Linked DNA regions of Homo sapiens: region 1 is linked to region 2. A link is a loop called in an ENCODE intact Hi-C map of the cell type or tissue named here. Cell type or tissue: heart left ventricle. All regions are shown on one strand. Each heading gives the region's core, and the rest is flanking DNA. Links, peaks and the distances in the headings are about the cores only.

Evidence for each region. A loop is a pair of places that touch in the nucleus more often than their neighbours do. Peaks named below come from ENCODE experiments on the same cell type or tissue, not always from the same donor. Only the 100,000 strongest peaks of a DNase experiment are listed, where the experiment ranks them.
Region 1: it touches region 2 in a loop (8-fold over the local background); 82 of 110 quality-filtered maps call a loop at or near these places.

Annotation. Positions count from the first base shown.
Region 1 is chr5:81,511,118-81,519,117 of GRCh38, forward strand. SSBP2 (single stranded DNA binding protein 2) reads right to left here. Exons shown (of 17, transcript NM_001256732.3): 5 at 2,511-2,600. Among named protein-coding and RNA genes, the nearest start is that of ACOT12, 120 kb to the left of the region's middle. In heart left ventricle, for the core only: a CTCF peak has its summit at 3,078 (motif pointing right); no DNase peak of the experiment used is centred there.
Region 2 is chr5:81,849,353-81,858,065 of GRCh38, forward strand. LOC124901018 (a long non-coding RNA gene) reads left to right here and starts at 3,846. Exons shown (of 6, transcript XR_007058843.1): 1 at 3,846-3,905; 2 at 4,509-4,678. RefSeq lists enhancers at 2,539-3,389, 7,731-7,780 and a silencer at 2,614-2,673. In heart left ventricle, for the core only: CTCF peaks have their summits at 5,360, 7,706, 7,923 (motif pointing right) and 8,291; DNase peaks (open chromatin) are centred at 2,629, 3,119 and 8,199; H3K4me3 peaks cover 2,227 bases; H3K27ac peaks cover 6,859 bases.

The sequences.
Region 1 (8,000 bases), core at 1-8,000, 340 kb before region 2:
CTTCCTTTGCCTAAGTCATAACTCATCCTTAAATGCGAAATTGGATTTCATTTACTATTTTGACAATACTTTCCTAACTATGCACCTCCCAAGATTCGGTTTGGTGGCCTTCTGATTTGCTCTAAGAGCACACTACAGCCATTTTCTTTCTATGCTGTAATGGCCTCTTCTCTCATTCATCACATTGTAGGGCTTCTCGAGGGCAGGGATTTTGTATACAACTCTCTCACAGGTGCCTACCAGAGCCTGAATCCACCGTTTAGTATGAATTCAGGTCATTGCCCTTCCTAAAGATCTCTGATGGCTCCTACTGAATACTCAGGTTCTTAACATGTGCCATGCTATAGCATATCTTTTCAATTTTATGTCTTGGAACTCCTGCCTACCCTCCCCACTACCTTCTGTATGTATTACTCTGAACACCTCTGCACAGATCATTTTGATGCAGTCACGCTTTTGTTTATACTATTCTGACTTTCTGAAATGTAATTCCTCTGCTTATTTTGGTGGACAATGTTTTCCAATCTACTCTTATCTCCAACTCAGGCAGATTTAATGGCTCTCTCATCCAGGTCATCACAGAACTTTAAACTTTACTCTGTTACAACACATATTTCACTGTATTATAGTTATTTATTTTTAATAATGCCTCACGGGCTATACAATAAGCTTCAGGAAGGTACACACTACACCTGCTAGTTTTTAGATGCCTACTACAGTGCCTGGCATATAGTAGTACTCAAATATTTATCACATTGGAAAAACTAAAAGCTAACGGTTTCAATTACTCTTACCGAGACTTTGAGATAAAAGATAGGCAAACGGAGAACAGTTCATTCTACAAAATGTGGAAATGAAAAATGTATGGATTTATACATCTTGGCTTAACCCTAGAATGAAAGAATCTGGCTTCCTCCCCAAACTGCTCCCTCTTTTAAAAGTGCCTCTTAGAGACTTTCAGTAACTCTCAAATATATATTTTTCTGATTTACTCTGTTAACTCCTACCCATCTTTGGTAAGAGAAAGAAGGGAATGAGGAAAAAATAAAATGAACTGGAAATATTTCATGAATAACAATCAACTACGAGGCTTAAAAGATAAATTCAGTGGCAGAAGTCCAGACTACTTTGATTTGAATTCAAGCCCTGTAACTTTCTGACTTTGTGCAAATCACTTAGCTACCAATGCCTTGGTTTCTCTATCTGTACAGTGGGAATGATAATAATACATATTTTACATCTAGGGATATTGTGAGGATTAGAGTTTATATATGTAAAGCATTTAGAATGAAGCATGGCATGTAGTTAGCAGTTGTTAAGTGTAAGCTTTTATTTTCAATATCTTAAATGCTGGTGGTTTAATTAATAATCAAGAGTTACAGTCTATTCCTAGATTATAAGATAGGGCCCCCACGACAGAATGTGACTCTAAGAAGACTTTTCTAGACTACTTGGGTATTAATACAGAGTAGCTGAACAAATAAGCATGTCCTAAAGGACTAGAGTTGGATCTCTGCTTTAATTAAGACCTTTTATTCAACTGATACGGTTTGGAAAATTATTTATAATTTTATTTCTTTATTTTCACATTTATAAGTACATTGATGACCCTGCAATGATGGTGTGAATTTGAATTAGCTAACAAATGATTATGAAGAACTCTGAAAATACAAAATGGAAGTGACAAATTAGTTTATAAGTACCTAATGTAATTCATTAACAATACAGCATATTACCTTAGGTCCTGTAATGCCTTTCGACTCTAGTTCTTAGCTCCTAAGTTCTTAATTTTCTTAAACGGTATTATAAAATTAACTATAATTAATTTAAAAATGAATTTCGAAATTTATGTTGGTTTGAGTTAGAAAACTGTCAGATTTAAGAAGTGGATGCTGTGAAATTTTAAAAAGTTAAATACTGTATTGTCATTGTAAAATTGTTATCATCATTGCTAAAATAAGTGGTCTTGTTGAAATTTAAGAATACTCACATGTATTTGAAATCTGATCTTAAAATGTTATATAATATTAATAAAAATTCCAGCTTAAAAGCCCCAAAGATAATTCTCAAACATATTTTGATATAGCCTGTAATTCTTGATAAATTAATAAATTATAATTTAGTTATATTTTGAAATTACAGCCAAATCTTAATCATCTTGTCTATGCTTGTATAGTTAATATCCATCTCTTTCCAGAACCTCATATTTAGTCTGTTCTCCCACAAAATATTTACCACAGTTAATTTAATGGGCTAATTTGTATTTCTCAATTCCTTTTCTTTCTTAATTGAGCAACAAAATGACTAAGTAAATAAATACATAATCTAATAACAAATAAAACATAAGAAGAAAGGGATATAATAGATAACCCATCTGAATAATCAAGAGTTGGCTACACATTATTATTTACCTTAAAAATTAAAATAGCCTTATCTTCCTTCGTATCTTTAATAAAATCAAACAGGAGTTCCTATGCTTTAACATTCCTAGTCAGAGTTTCTCTGAGTACCTGAAAGAACCCTGGTGGTACAGGACCTACTGGCATGCCATCTCCTGGGGGAATGTTTCCTAGCACTGGACTGGGAGCTGCTGCAGCACTCTGCAAAGAATAAAGGAGAAACAAACCTATATCATTACAGAGAAGGCACAAAACCAAAGACTAATGATAATAGATTGCAGGACGGGATGCTCTTTCATGCCTGGGAACAAATACTGGTAATTTTCCCCATCCTAGAAGTAAACTGAGATACAACAGTTTAGTATATGACTGGTTAAATTAGTTGGTTTTAACAAATCTCTTTAAACTTTGTGAAGTCAAAGAACTTAAATAATGTGGTATATTTTGATGATATAGTAAATGCAAATAGTACTATGACAAAATAATAAAAGCTTTAGTAAATGCTTTATTTTAAGGCACAGGCATCTGAAATGGCAACATCAAAAACAAACAGGTGAATAAATAGGTAAAAAGTTTGAAGATGGTGGGGTGGATTGTAGGAGTTGACAAAAATAATTCTCCCTTTTTTTTTAAGATTATGCTTTTATGTCATAAACAAGTATAATTAAATTTCCTGCCTATAGGTGGCAACACTCATATTATTCACTTTCTGATATACTGTAACTGGTAGCCAAAGTATATAGGGTGGTGAGGACAAAAAAGTAAATAAGGGATTGAATAGGAGAAATAAATTAGATTTGGAGAGAATAGTCTCATACAAATTATGAAAAAAAAAATTGAAAAATTCAAAGTCTACTTCACTTGCAAATTATTTCATGGAATCCTGGTATTTCATAAAATAGGAGTATGAAAAACTTTGGGTTGGACTCTTTGTAATAAAATCAACATTATAGATTTAATACTTACATAGGGCAGTTATACATACAACTGTTCTACAATCATAGATTTCATCCCTCAACCTGATTAGACATATTACAAATACTAAAAACAGTCGAGAAGGGATCAGAAATATGCTGAAGATAGATCAGTTTGAATTGAACAGTTCTGCTATGATGAGAAATCAAAGCAACTCTTGTATCTAGTGTATCTGTTGCGCTATCTTCACCTATATTTCAGTGTATTCATTCATGCATTAATATTCCATTATAAGATGTAAAATCTCAGTATGTTTGTAGCACACATTTCCCAGTATATAAATTGTTTAAAAAAACTAAATATGTTTATTTTATAGTACTGACAGTTGTTAATAATTAAGGCCAATGATTTTAGTATTTCCTGAGGAAGTCTAGATTTAAACGTGATTATCTGAAATGTTGCTTACCTATGAATGTCAAAATTTTAAATTTCTGATAAGGCATATGAATATAAAAGAAGAAATAGTATTTCTTAGATTTTAAGATGAAACATGGATCTATTATTCTAAGAAAAACCATGCAATTTCAATTAGCGCACATTAATGGAATACCTACCATTTGTCAGTTATTGCTCTATTGAGCTTTATATAGCAACATTCATGTTTTAAAAAAAGAGAAGCAAATTGCTTTTTTTCATTTTAACTAAACTTGCGTAAAATTTTAATACAACAATGTTACAGTAAGAAGAAAAAATATCATCAAACACAACCTCTTTTAGTTTAAATAAATACGATTACATCCAGATCTAGGAAGAAAGATTTGATCTATATCTTTATGGCTGAAATTACTGTCATGTAGAAGTTGCTCTTAGTATGAAAAGCTAGACATAGCCTATCACTATTGTTCTAATTAACTGCAGAATAGAAAATTGTATAACAACAAAAAGACATATTAAAAAAGACAAATTTGGAAATCACACTCACCTGTACTTTCAAATGTATACTGTAACACTGAGCATATGTACAAAGTGACAAAACAGAATTTACTGAATTACTAAAACTTTTTAGTGTAGTTCAGAGATGTAATTTCTCCCTCAATTCCAGTTGCCTAAGAAGTATATAAAATATGTTTTTTTCTCTATTCAAAGGAATAGGCATTTGTATTCATTTGTAGCTGAACTAAAATTCAACAGGTAAGGATGCTGGTAAAGAAACATGTAAAATTCACAGTTAAATATTTGACTAATTGCTTATTTTTTTTTTCTTTTTTAGCAGGCTACATTGTTTAAAGGTATATCATATGCTAGGTTGGTAGGGTTTTCTTCAAAGTTCTTAATTATATATGTTTCCTGGGTTTTTTTTCTTGCTATTACGTAAAAGCAAAACAAAATAAATCATTTGATGAAGATTTAAGCAAGTTAAACCTTTAAAATGGCTTCTGAATTTTCATCTTATGCTTTAAATTTATTTAATAAATTCAATAAGAATACTGAATTTATTCTCTCTTCTTACATATAGTAAAGGATTTTTAAGTTTTGTAATATAGTAGTTAATGTAATAGGAAAAAAAATCTTTGCCCTCATAAAGCCAGCATTCTACTGAGGGAAGAAAGACAATGAGTAAAACAAACAAAATATATTTATCCATGATCTAAGAAGAAAAAAGGATGGGGAATAGAGAATTCCCAGTAAAATAGGCAAGGATTGTAATTTTAAATAGGATAGTCAAGCAATCAACAAATCAAACAAATGAATGAATCCAGTTACAGTGACTACTAACTGATTTCCCTTCCTACATTTCAAGATGTACCACATTTTTACAGTTTGTACCTATTCCTTCAAAGTGGCACAATAATTTTGTGGAAGTTCCTCTTTCTTAATATTCATACTTTAGGCACAACAAGAGAAGTGTCTTGAAAATAAAGATTTTTATAGCTAGATGATTCATTGTATCCAGCATGAGTTATCTGATGTGATAGTAACTTCTAGCCTTGACCTAAAGACACAAAGTGAAGTGTGCTGAATGCTGGTAATTATCCAGTACACCCAGTATAAAGCACTAGTCCACAGCATTTCAGCCCAAACTTCACTTTGTGGACCACACTTTTTAGCTAAATTATCCATTCACTCTGCTGCAATTTATTGGCAAAAGATTATTCCCTCTCTACTGTATTACACGGACTCAGCTTAGGGTACCATTTGGTACCCTATGCTGATCATTAACATATACTGATAATAAACGCTATAGAGGTACACTAAATGGTGCTCTCAGCATTGTAAAAGAGTATATTTCTCAAACTGCCTAACCTGCTAATTTATATACAGTAGCAAATAAATAATGCAAGCTTTGAAACTGTAAGGTAAATAAGAAGTTTTTGGAATTAGAAATTTATTTAGATGGGAGAAGTACCACATTTCTTCGGATATGTTGCTGAAATTTCTGAGACTTCTCTCAAGCTAACTTCCAAAACTCATGAGTCAAATTTATCCATGATCCACAGAAAGTTGTTGTTGGGCCTGAACCATAAAGCATGTATTATTACTCTATGATGTTGTGACAAAAATCACAAAAGGAGAGCAAATAGTTTAATTACAGTTAAGAACTACTAGAAAGCATTAGTTTCACTGAATTTATGTGAATTCCCATTGGAGTAGCATAGAAAATCCTTTATTATATAATATATCCACGACTATTTAGGGTTGAGTTTTCATTATAGCTCTCTCTTAAAAGAGAAAAACATACAAATAATATGGGTTTACAGTATTTCCTCCAACTAAACTGAATATATAAGACTTCAGTGCAGATATAACAATATTATCATTAAAAGTTGTTTTGTTTCTTCTAACAGATCAATTTGCATGCTTTTATCATGCACTGCCAGATAATGTATTTTCTAACTGCTCTTGAAGCATTTACTTAGCCATCTGTCCTAAATTTCAAGTTTTTTTTTTTTTTTTTGGAGAGTGACAACTTTTTTATTTCTTTTTCATTTTCCCAAAATACAAATATAATTTTACTGACTTTTTATAAATCCAATATTTTAAATTTGGTGTTCTCAAATCAATTAAAGTATGGAACAATTATTTGTTTTCTCAAGGAAATATTAAAATGAACTTATAGAGTTACCATGATATCTTTCTTCATGTTCTATGTACTTACATTTTGTTCAGTTTGTGTGGTCATCTTCTCTGGAACTTTTTGAACTTATATCATTCTACCCTCTAAGAAAGCATGAGTCAATATGTTTATGTTATTTATTTCATCATTTCCCATTTCCCCATTTCTCTGAAATGCTATTATGTGACTGATTTTTAAAAATATTTTATTCTAATTCCATATTTTCTGAATTTCAAGAACAGAGAAATATACTCCTATTTTATATTTTTGTCCTGTTAAATAAAAACTTGAAATAAAAGTTAAAAACCTTCTTATTTTTAAATTTAGTTATTATCACTGTTGGTCTCTGGTAGGGAAAAAAAGTTGTATATACTCTGTATGAAAGTTTCAAAGCAACAGGCATTAAATACAAATTTGTTTAAAAATAAAATTAGGATGCAATTTATTACTAAACACAATTAGCATTTATCAAGATTCTACACACTGAATAACAATTTATTTACTAAGAATGCTAGAGAACTGTTTGCCTAATTATACAGTGAAGAATCAAGACAGTCTATATTTGGTAAAATAGGAAAAATAATTTCATGTGTATGAAAAGTATTTTAAGTATATGAAGATAATAATAGAGAAATTAAAATAGTGCTATGATTATTAGAAACTGGAAAGGGGATTAAAGGGAAGGGTGAGTAGGAAGAGGCTGAGCAGGGGATTATAGATTTTCCTTATTTAGCCATCTGTACTCTTTTTAAGATGCTATGGTACGAATGTGTCCCCTCCAAAATTCAGGTGTTGCCAGTGTGATAGTATTAAGAGGCGGGCCCTTTAGGAGGTGAGTAGGTCTTGAGGGTTCCTCCCTTGAGAATGGTATTACACGTCCTTATAAAAGGGCTTGCTTGATGGAAGGAGTTTTTTGTAGCTTTCCCTCTGCCATGTGAGGATGCTGCAAGAAAGCCCTCACCAGACCCAGATGCTGGTGCCTTAATCTTGGACTTTCCTGCCTCCAGAACTATAATAAATAAATTTATGTTCTTTATAAACTACCCAGTCTCGGATATTCTGTTATAGCAGCACAGAATGAACTAAGACATAAGCCATCTGTAGGTACTTTATGAGAAACACTTAAAATAATGATAGTAGGTATCTTATGTTGGCAACTTTAGTGTAAAGCACAGTAAAATATTTTGGCTATTGGTTGAGGACATATTATTTATCATACTAAAAAATCATCCTTTGCCTAGTACTATAAAAAACAATTTTCAAAGAAATCAGGAATAAGAAAATATGCTTTTTGCCTTTTCATTTTTGGAGTAGTATTATTTAGTGTTTCTTTTGGGAAGCATGATATAAGTAATCACATATTGATAGTTTTCTTAAATCTTCATTGTATTTCTGAGATAAGTCATGCTTGATCATCATGCATGATGCATTTAATAGGCTACTGAATTATATTTGGTAATATTTTATGTAGGAGTTTTACATCTCTATTCTCAATGAGATGGGTCTAGAATGTCCTTTGATGTATTATATTTTTCAAGCTTGAGCATCAGGATTATTCTACCTTTTCAAAA
Region 2 (8,713 bases), core at 436-8,435:
TTTGGAATAATGTGTCTAACCCAACACCTGCCTAAAGAGATCAGATCCTCTAAATGATCCAAAGCCATTCTGCTTGGGAATGGAAACCGTAGCATCAGCTCCAAGAGAAGCAAATGGTGCTAACTCCCTCTGACTCGGACAGTGCTTCCACTCATGGGGGCTTCATAAGTGGTTGCATTTAGAGACCCGCTCCCTGAAAAAAAGGATATCTGTTTCTTCCAATTGCATGTGGAGTTCCCTGAACAGTCATTACAGGTCTCTTCCAGCATCCCCTTCCCTTCAATGTCCCCCACCCCCATTCCCACTCCCAGTAAAATTAGACAAGCCTATATTCTACTTAGAGGAAGAAGGTATTGTCCCTGGGAGGTTCCCAGGTCCCCAGCCATTAGAAGAAATCTCCAGGTCTGTCTCAGCACAGTACTTCCCTGTAGCAGGATAATGTGCCCTTCCTGGAGCTGGGCCGACTTTGCCCTAAGGTTACATTTCTACACAAAGAAGCCTTTAAGGGTGCTGTTGCAGGCCTCCACACTGGAGGTTTATATCTGTCAATCTTAGAAAAAAAGGAGGCTGTAATAAAACTGCAGGAGCCAGCAGTGGGGGATTACAACTCCAGGATCAGAGGAGGTCTGCCTCACAGCCCCGCTAGATGCTGAGATTGGCCTCTCTGAGGATGGAGAACAATAAAGCGGAAGGAATTTAAGTCAATTGGCTGCTGGATTGCATTAGCAGGACTCAGAGAAGGGGCACTTGCTGAGGGTGGTGCCTGGATTCTTGGCCGCTGCCCTTGTGCCAACCAAGCTGGGAGATCCAGAGTCTGAGGGAATGAGAAAAGTTCACCCAAGTCCAACAAGTTGGGGAGGCCTGTGGCATGCAGACACCCAAATTGGAGACTGTGTGTGCTGCAGCCATTGCAGCTCCAAGTGTAATTTAGTTGATTTACAGTTAATATGAGCAAATATTAATTAAGGTTTCAGTGAGTGACCATGATAGGCAGAAAAACAGGAAATACATCAGAAGGTGTGCTGGAACACTTTGCAAAGAAAACAGGAGGAAAAGCAAAAGTAGTGGCCTCTGGGAGCTGGGCAAAGAGAGTATTGGGGGAGTCTGAAAGTGGACCTGCCTGGTGGAAGGCATGCAGGTGGGGGAGGTGGAGTAGAGAATAGAGAAGAGAATAGCTGAGACTAGAGAGGACATCACTGACACCTGCCCAGCAGCTCTGCAGCCTTGAATTTGGCAGTGTGGTCCTGATGCCTGCATGGAAGGCTTGTTGGACCCAGCTTGAGAGCTTCCTAAAATATCCTTGGGCCTGATGCAATATCACTTTGTGATGGCACTGCATTGCGATGTGGTGACAGGATAACCTGGTGGTGGAGAGGGAAGGCCTTTTATGTCTTCATATGATTTCATCTGAGAGAGGCCAAATGAGCCCGGCACTCCCAAAGGAGAATGGGTGGGTTGGAAGAGTGGTTAAGCTCTCTGATGTGGAAGGAATAGAGTTCCCGTCCACCCACCCCCACGACAGAGGGCTAGATGCCTGGGAGATGCTCAGTTAGGAGAGGGAAACTCTGGAGGACAATCCCAAGGGGCCTCTCAGCAGTTCACAGGGGCTCTAAAACGCTAAGGGGAGGAAGAGCAGTGTTAACATCAGCCTTCACCTGGAGAAGGCAGCACAAAGAACAGGGCAGCTTCCCCCTAGAATATGCCCTCTGAGTAAGGGAAAAGGAGTTGGATTGGGAAAGGAGAGACGACACAGGCCTAGTGTGGAGAAAGCCACCAGGAGCTCCAGCACTCTCCAAGGTTTGGCCTAGGTCATCTCCAAATAAAAACAGTTTGCCTAGCTCTAGGCAAGCCCTTGTTCTGCATAATGATTTGAATTTTGAAATGTGACTTAAACCTTGCAAAGGAATGCAACTCTTTTCTCCCTCCCCCAGGCCATTCTATCTTTCTTAGAGGGCCAGAGGTGGATCAGAGGGAGGAAGGTTTAAAATTTTAGCCCCTTTACCAAAACATGGAAAGTGTCAACCACTAAGTCTCCCGCCATCCCCGCCCCCAATGCTCAAAGTGTTCAAAACTAAAAGCTACAGCATCTTTTCAGCAAGTAATCAGCACAAGTTGAAAGGCACATGCTGTTGCATTTCTGATCAGATTGTATGTTAAGCAGGAAAATATACCCCCACCCCAACCCTTTTTGGCTAAATGCATGTCTGTTTAAAGAAGCCACCAGGCAGTGCCTCTCACTTTGTCTTGGCAGGGCACAACCATCAGACGAAGTGGGAGGAAGAAACATTAACTTCAACAGCTGTTTCTTGACCCCGGCTGTCAGTCTTCCCAAGAATAAATTTTGGAGAGTCCTATTTGAAACAAAGAGGGAGTTTTGGGGGAGAGAAAAGTTGGTTGGTTCCAGGGCGACCGCCCAAAGAAGCAGGGAACAAGATGTTTGCAGTTACCACGCAGCCTGCAAGCCTCTGCCGGGTGCAGGGATGGAGCAAAGTAACTTGAAAGCTCCCCTCTCGGCGCCCTGTGCCTGCAGCTTCCCCCCCTAACGCGCGCCCAGATCCAGCGCCGGTGGTAGGAGCCGTAGCTCGACTACAGTAATTCCCCAGCTCGGGCGGCTTGAAACTGCTCGGGCTGAATAGCATTTGCTGTTCCGTCCTGCGGCCGCCTCCCGCCGCGGCTGCCGCGCTCCCTGCAAAGCAGCTCTCATTATCCCGGAAGTTGTGCTGACACAGTCTCGCTGCCACCAGAAGTTTGTCAACATCAAACTTCTCCTGTGTGGGGTACGTTCACCTTCCACGAGTATTTAATCGAGCCAACAAGCAAACAAACAAACCCAAATAAACCTGCCCGTGATGTTGTGGTCTTTTTTTTTTTTTTTTTTTTTTTTTTTTTTGCTTTCCTGGAAAGCTGGAGCTGTTAGGAATGTGCTGGTGGGGTCTGAGAGTGCCTGTGGGGTGGGCGGGGGGGTGGGCGGATGGAGATAAGGGAGACGGCCCCCCGGGTGGGGAGTGAGGAAGGGGCAGCGGAGGCGGCAGGCGGGCAGCTAGAGCTGGGGGCGGGAAGGCGGCTGGGGCTGGGGGCCGGCGAGTGGGTCCTGCAGCCTCTTGGCTGCTGCTTGTTTGGAGGATGTACGGACAGGGGCGAAGGTGGCTTTGGGTCCCCCGACCCCGCAACAAAGGTTATATGGAAGTGATGGCGAGGCAAAGCTGGGAGGGCCGGGACGCCCACTGTGCTCTCCACACTCCTGCAGGACATTTCTGCAGACATCTCACGGCATCTTTCGGAATAAAGGGCATTGGGGTCATAAAATGTATTCTGAGACTTAAATTGCAACATTAAAAAAAATTCCATAGGATTGGAGGGCAGGGATGCACCATCATTTCTGTCTTTGAGAGGTCTCTTCTGGTATCCTTGATTAAGACCATTTGGTCTAAACTTAACTGACTTCCTCAGCCAGGTCTCGGCGTTTAGTTCAAGTTGCAGCAACACAGTTTGATGTTTGTGGTTTCCAGTTGCTCCCCTGCTGAGACGCTCCAGGTGCTCCACCAGCGCCTGGGGACTCTGATTAACACTTTCCATTCCATAGTTTTACCCGGACAGGGTCAATCCTGCTCAGATGATGGAGAGGACAAGGTCGGCCTTGCAGAGTTGAGACACAGGCATTCATGAAGGGGTGCTACTTGGGGGCCACAGGCTTTTGTGGAGGGGCTGGAACTTCAGACACTGATAATAACTTTGTATCTGCTTCGGAAAGCCACTAGTACTGCACTCAAACAGGGGAGAACAGAAAGGGGGTTGCGGTAATACCCCACGTGGTGTCCAGGCAGATGGGGCGGCTGAGAGAGTTCAGTATCTGTCCACCTGTGGGTGCAGCCACATTCTTCTCTACTCTTCAAAAATAAGTCGGAGTGAGTAAATATCTCTGAAGAGATTAATATTACTCATTATCCCACTATGATATTGTGGGAGTGGGGAGGCAGGTTTCATCCATTTAGGAAGCGAAGAGCTGAATTTTCTCTTCTTGTTGGTCATCTGTTAGTGAGTATGTTTTTAGGAAAATTAGGTCTACAGTCATGTATCTTCAATAGCAAGAAGCAAGATGCTTTCTCCTCTTTTTCAAACTGCCCTAAACTGGAAAATTGTATCAGTCTTAAGGGGCCAGCTTACCTTAAACAAAAAAACAAAATCTGAAGAAAATATAACCGGGGCGTTTCTTGAAACTGGAAGGTACTTTGGACAAACAGAAATCAAATGCATTAAAATACAGTTATAGAGCAGGCAGTCCTTAAATGCGCGCGCGCCCACACATACACACACACACACACACACACACACACACACACACACGGTGGGGGGATGGTGGCAGGGCAGAGAGAAATGTGTTTTTTGAAAAGTTTGGCTATTCACTACGGTAAAATTTTCCCCTTGGCCATGCCTCAAAAATTTCCCTTAATTATTTATTCAGACTCCTGTTCTTCGGGTGGTATTTCTATTTACTTATTTTCTTATAGTCCACAAAGTACTACTCAACATATTGGACCTCAGTGTGGACAGGTGAATGAAGGACATGTGGAGAATTCCATTTCCAACTCCATGTGCATGAATTATTTGCCCTGGTTGTTCATCTGTCATAGTGTAAAAAGCCTGATTTACAAAGACTGGAGGCCTTTCGCAGAACAAGGTATTGTATGCTTCCTATGGTTGGGCTTATTTACAAATAAAACTATTTTGCATTTCTGTCTGAAATTCCCTACTTGCACAAGGATAATTTTCAGAGTTTTCAGTTTCTAGTTCCGGAATGGGAGTGGGAAGCACGAGGAAACAATTTCTTTTTACAGTGATGTGAGCTCTATGCTCATCTGGATTTAGTTACTTCATAAGGTAAATATCACTAAATGTGCATTGGGGTCTTTAGAGATCTAAGGCGCTGGATGGGTGAAAATAGTCTACTGTGAAATGCTGAAGAATGTCAAACAACTGAATTCATTTGCAGAACTAATTGGGTCAACTATGGTGTTCTTTAAAGTGGAGATTGATTTGAAAAATTTGTAAAGTATTTTCAGTTTAATTTCAGTTACATTTAGGTTATATTAGTCAGCATGACTTTTAGAATTTTATCCTAGAAATTCAATTAAAACAGATCTTTCTGAAAAATATATACTTTCCAGTGAATAGTGTCCACTAATGAAAACATAGGTTTTGAATTTCATGCTAATTACATTTTTAAATAATGAAGTTCTTGTCATTATTTTTATTTAAAGGCAAAATATCTGCATAGATAATAGCCAAAGCTAACCAAACTGCTTTAAAAATTAATGAATATTAATGAAGTTCAGGAATAGCACAATACTGCCCCTGCCTGCCTCAGGGAAACAAATGTATTGACTTCATTCTCCTAAAATAACAACCCTTAGTTATTGATGGTTAAAATAATTTTATTGCTAAAAAGATGGTAGATAATGCATTTTTTGCAATTCTTAAAGACTTGGCCCTGTTGAATACACTAAGATCTTTTATCATTTTACATATCTGAATGCTATTTCTTTTCATTAATTTGCTGTCTTAACATATATCTTTCTCATTTTTCTAAGTTCTCCTCCCCCCTCGTTTTAGTAGTTCACATGAGCAACTCAGAGTTTTCAGGCCTTCTTCTATATTTGGTATATAGATAATAGCATCATTAGTCAGCGCTTTCATTCATCTAAATTTGTCTAAGCATATTGGAAGCTGCCCATGAAATTTTCCAATGAAAGTGACAAATGGACGTCAATCAAGTGGCCCCACCCATTTCAACCTTGTTTTGTATGATGTGTGAATGTTTGTGTATATTTCTTCCATAAAGATAGGCTAGGCTATTTTTTGATCTGGACATCTGCCTGCTAAGGCAAGTTTCCCAGGCAGATCACTGGTTGGCATTAGACTAAATTTGCAAAATTTAACACCAAAAAATGACAAAAGAAAAGAAATAGTATATGAAATTAAATAATGGCAGAATTCATTCCCTTAAGATAAATAATTTTTGATGCTCTAAATTTCAAGATTCTACAGTTTTACTTTAAATGAATTTGTAATGAGAAAGGTAAAATCATTTCAAGTAAGCCAGCAAATTTGGGTCAAAATGAAAGCAGTTCTGTGAGAGAGAGATACCTGCTTCCTATAGGGCTGTTTGGGATTTTCTGTCTGCTAAAATATATATGTATTTTAATACCTATGCATACTATATTCTCTCTCTCTGTCTCGCTGTGTTTGTGTGTGTGTGTGTGTATTTGTATTATGCTACATTCATGTCCTATTTCTATTTTCCTTCTTTGTTTTTAATAACCAGTCCAATCTCTAATGCTATTTTTTGGGTGAATGTGCTTATTAGGACTTGCTGCCAGTTTTAATCTGAGATTACTTTGACTGCACTTGAAATCTGTTGCTGTTTTATAACCTGTAACATGTTTTTACATGTTTGGGAGTGCTACTGCTGCTGCTGTAAAAAATTCTGTGTTGAAATTATAATGAGTTTATGTATTTAGCCAAAAAGTACCGTATGCTGAAATGAGACAGGAAAGATTCTAAAATCCTAAATGGGTTAGTAAACCCTTGATAATAATTGTAGTTTTATAGATAAAAATATCTTTAACGTTTTCACACAACATAGAATAGGTTTTTTTCCTCAAGTTGTTATAGAATCTCTTTGTCCATAAGGAATATTAAAGAAAAGTTTAGCATTTGAAGTTATTCTATTTGGGAATGCTTTGGAGTGAAGCTAATCTTTACACCCAGGACCACAGATTGCAATTTCACTTACCATTATCCATGGCAGGATGTTTAATTTTACTCCTGCGACCCAAAGAATTTTTAGTGAATTTTTAAAAGTGGAATGTGGAAAGTATCTCCAGCTCATTGCAAATGTGGGAATTAGATAAATAATGCTCTAAATGACCATTTATTCTATGACTTGTTATTATAATGAGGAGACATGAAAAAAAGTTAACTAAACTGTGGGTTTAAAAGTTTAGAATATCTTTTGACTGTGGCTGTAATCAGAGTCATCACGGCAATTACATTTTAGCATGTCATGATTTCTTTGGTCCACAATTGTTTTTCTTTCCAAATGTGCTGTATATAAAGGTAAAATTGAGATTTTTTCTAATGGCTTATTCTGCAAGCTAAACTTGTTTTCTAAAAACCTAATCAGACATTTCTTTCTGTTTATATGGAAATAAAGAATCTTGAATTAGGAAAAGAACCTGGTTCTCTTGCTTATGATTTTGGAAACATAGCAAAAATTTTTAATATATAGATTTATGTTATAGGGATAACTGCCTTTTTATGGTGGGCGGTGGGGGGTGCGGGAAGAAGCCTCGGTTTTGTTAATAAGCAATACCAACCTGGCTTGGAACTACTACTAAGAATTAGATATGAAAAGGATCAAGCTGCTCTAACTTAAATTTCCAGATATGTAACATGTGCGATGGCCACTTACCTAGTGGAAAAATAATATGTTTACTTTCCTACAATTTTCTGAATGCATCCTACTTTGGAGATTTACATATGATGGAAATCTCTGTGTTTAGGAGCCTGGTGTGGGAAATCTGACCTGCCAGGATTCTCCAGCCTTGCCATCCTTCCTCCTAGCTGGTGGTTCCTTCTTTATGCCACACGCCTGATTCTTCTCCTCTAGTCTGTATCCTGTAGTGTGCCCCCATCAGGCCTCCTCTGGCAGAGCACAGATTAACAGGTTCAGCCTCACTTAAAAGCTCTTTAAAGATAAAATTAGCCAGGTTTATTTCCGCCCCCACCCCCAAAAAACTATTTTTAGTCAAAGGATCTTAAGGATGAAGAAGTTCTAGAAGAGGCCTGTAAGCAGAGGCTGCTTTCAGGTTGTGGTTCCTGGAGAACCCACAGCCCAGGGCCCAGAAGCCCTTTAAAGTATTTTATGACCACTGGAGGGCTCAGAAGGAATCCCTAAATGCCTTTAAAAGTCCCAGAACCCTCCCCATTTAGCCCATGCTTGTAACCATACTGCGCCATTCCCATAACAAGGGCATGAAGAAGCTTTTGGGTAGGCTTGGAAAAATGACAGGGATGGATGTGTCCCATCTCACTGTTCCAAGGAGAAGATTGGAGGACAGGCAGCTGAAGGGACAGATACCCTGTCCAGACACTTGACAACTCCTGGGCAGTGAGCCAAGCAGTGGGCCAAGCACTGGGCACAGCTCCAGAGGCCGGGCCTATGCCCAGGGCACTCAGTGATTTAAAGCTGGCAAAAGAGAACGCTCCTGTCGGCAGGAAACTGAATTGAACAGATTGGGAAAAAGCAAAAACAGGCTGCCCAGGACGCTGTCTCCCTGGACTCAGTTTTCAGTTGTCAGCGGCAACCTGGGGTAGAGCAGATTCTGCATTTCCTCCTGCCTAGGAGGCTGGTGGAGGTGGGACCGAGTCCAGGGAGTATGCAGCACGCGAGGACCCAGCACAGGGAGGCACAGAGGAGACGCCTGGCACATACCCCACCGGGGAGAAACCTTGGCGTGGCAAAGTCATCAATTCAGTATTTTCCAGGCTAGCTTTGCCTGGGCTCTGGAGTGCCCTCTCAAAGTGAGTGCTGGGATAAGAACAGGGTTTTTCCTGTGAGTCTTGATGCTTCATAATTTCTGTAAAATGTTAGCACTTCCTTGCCCAGGGATTTATCTCAAAAAGTATCTTAAGAGAGTAAGAGAAAGAACAA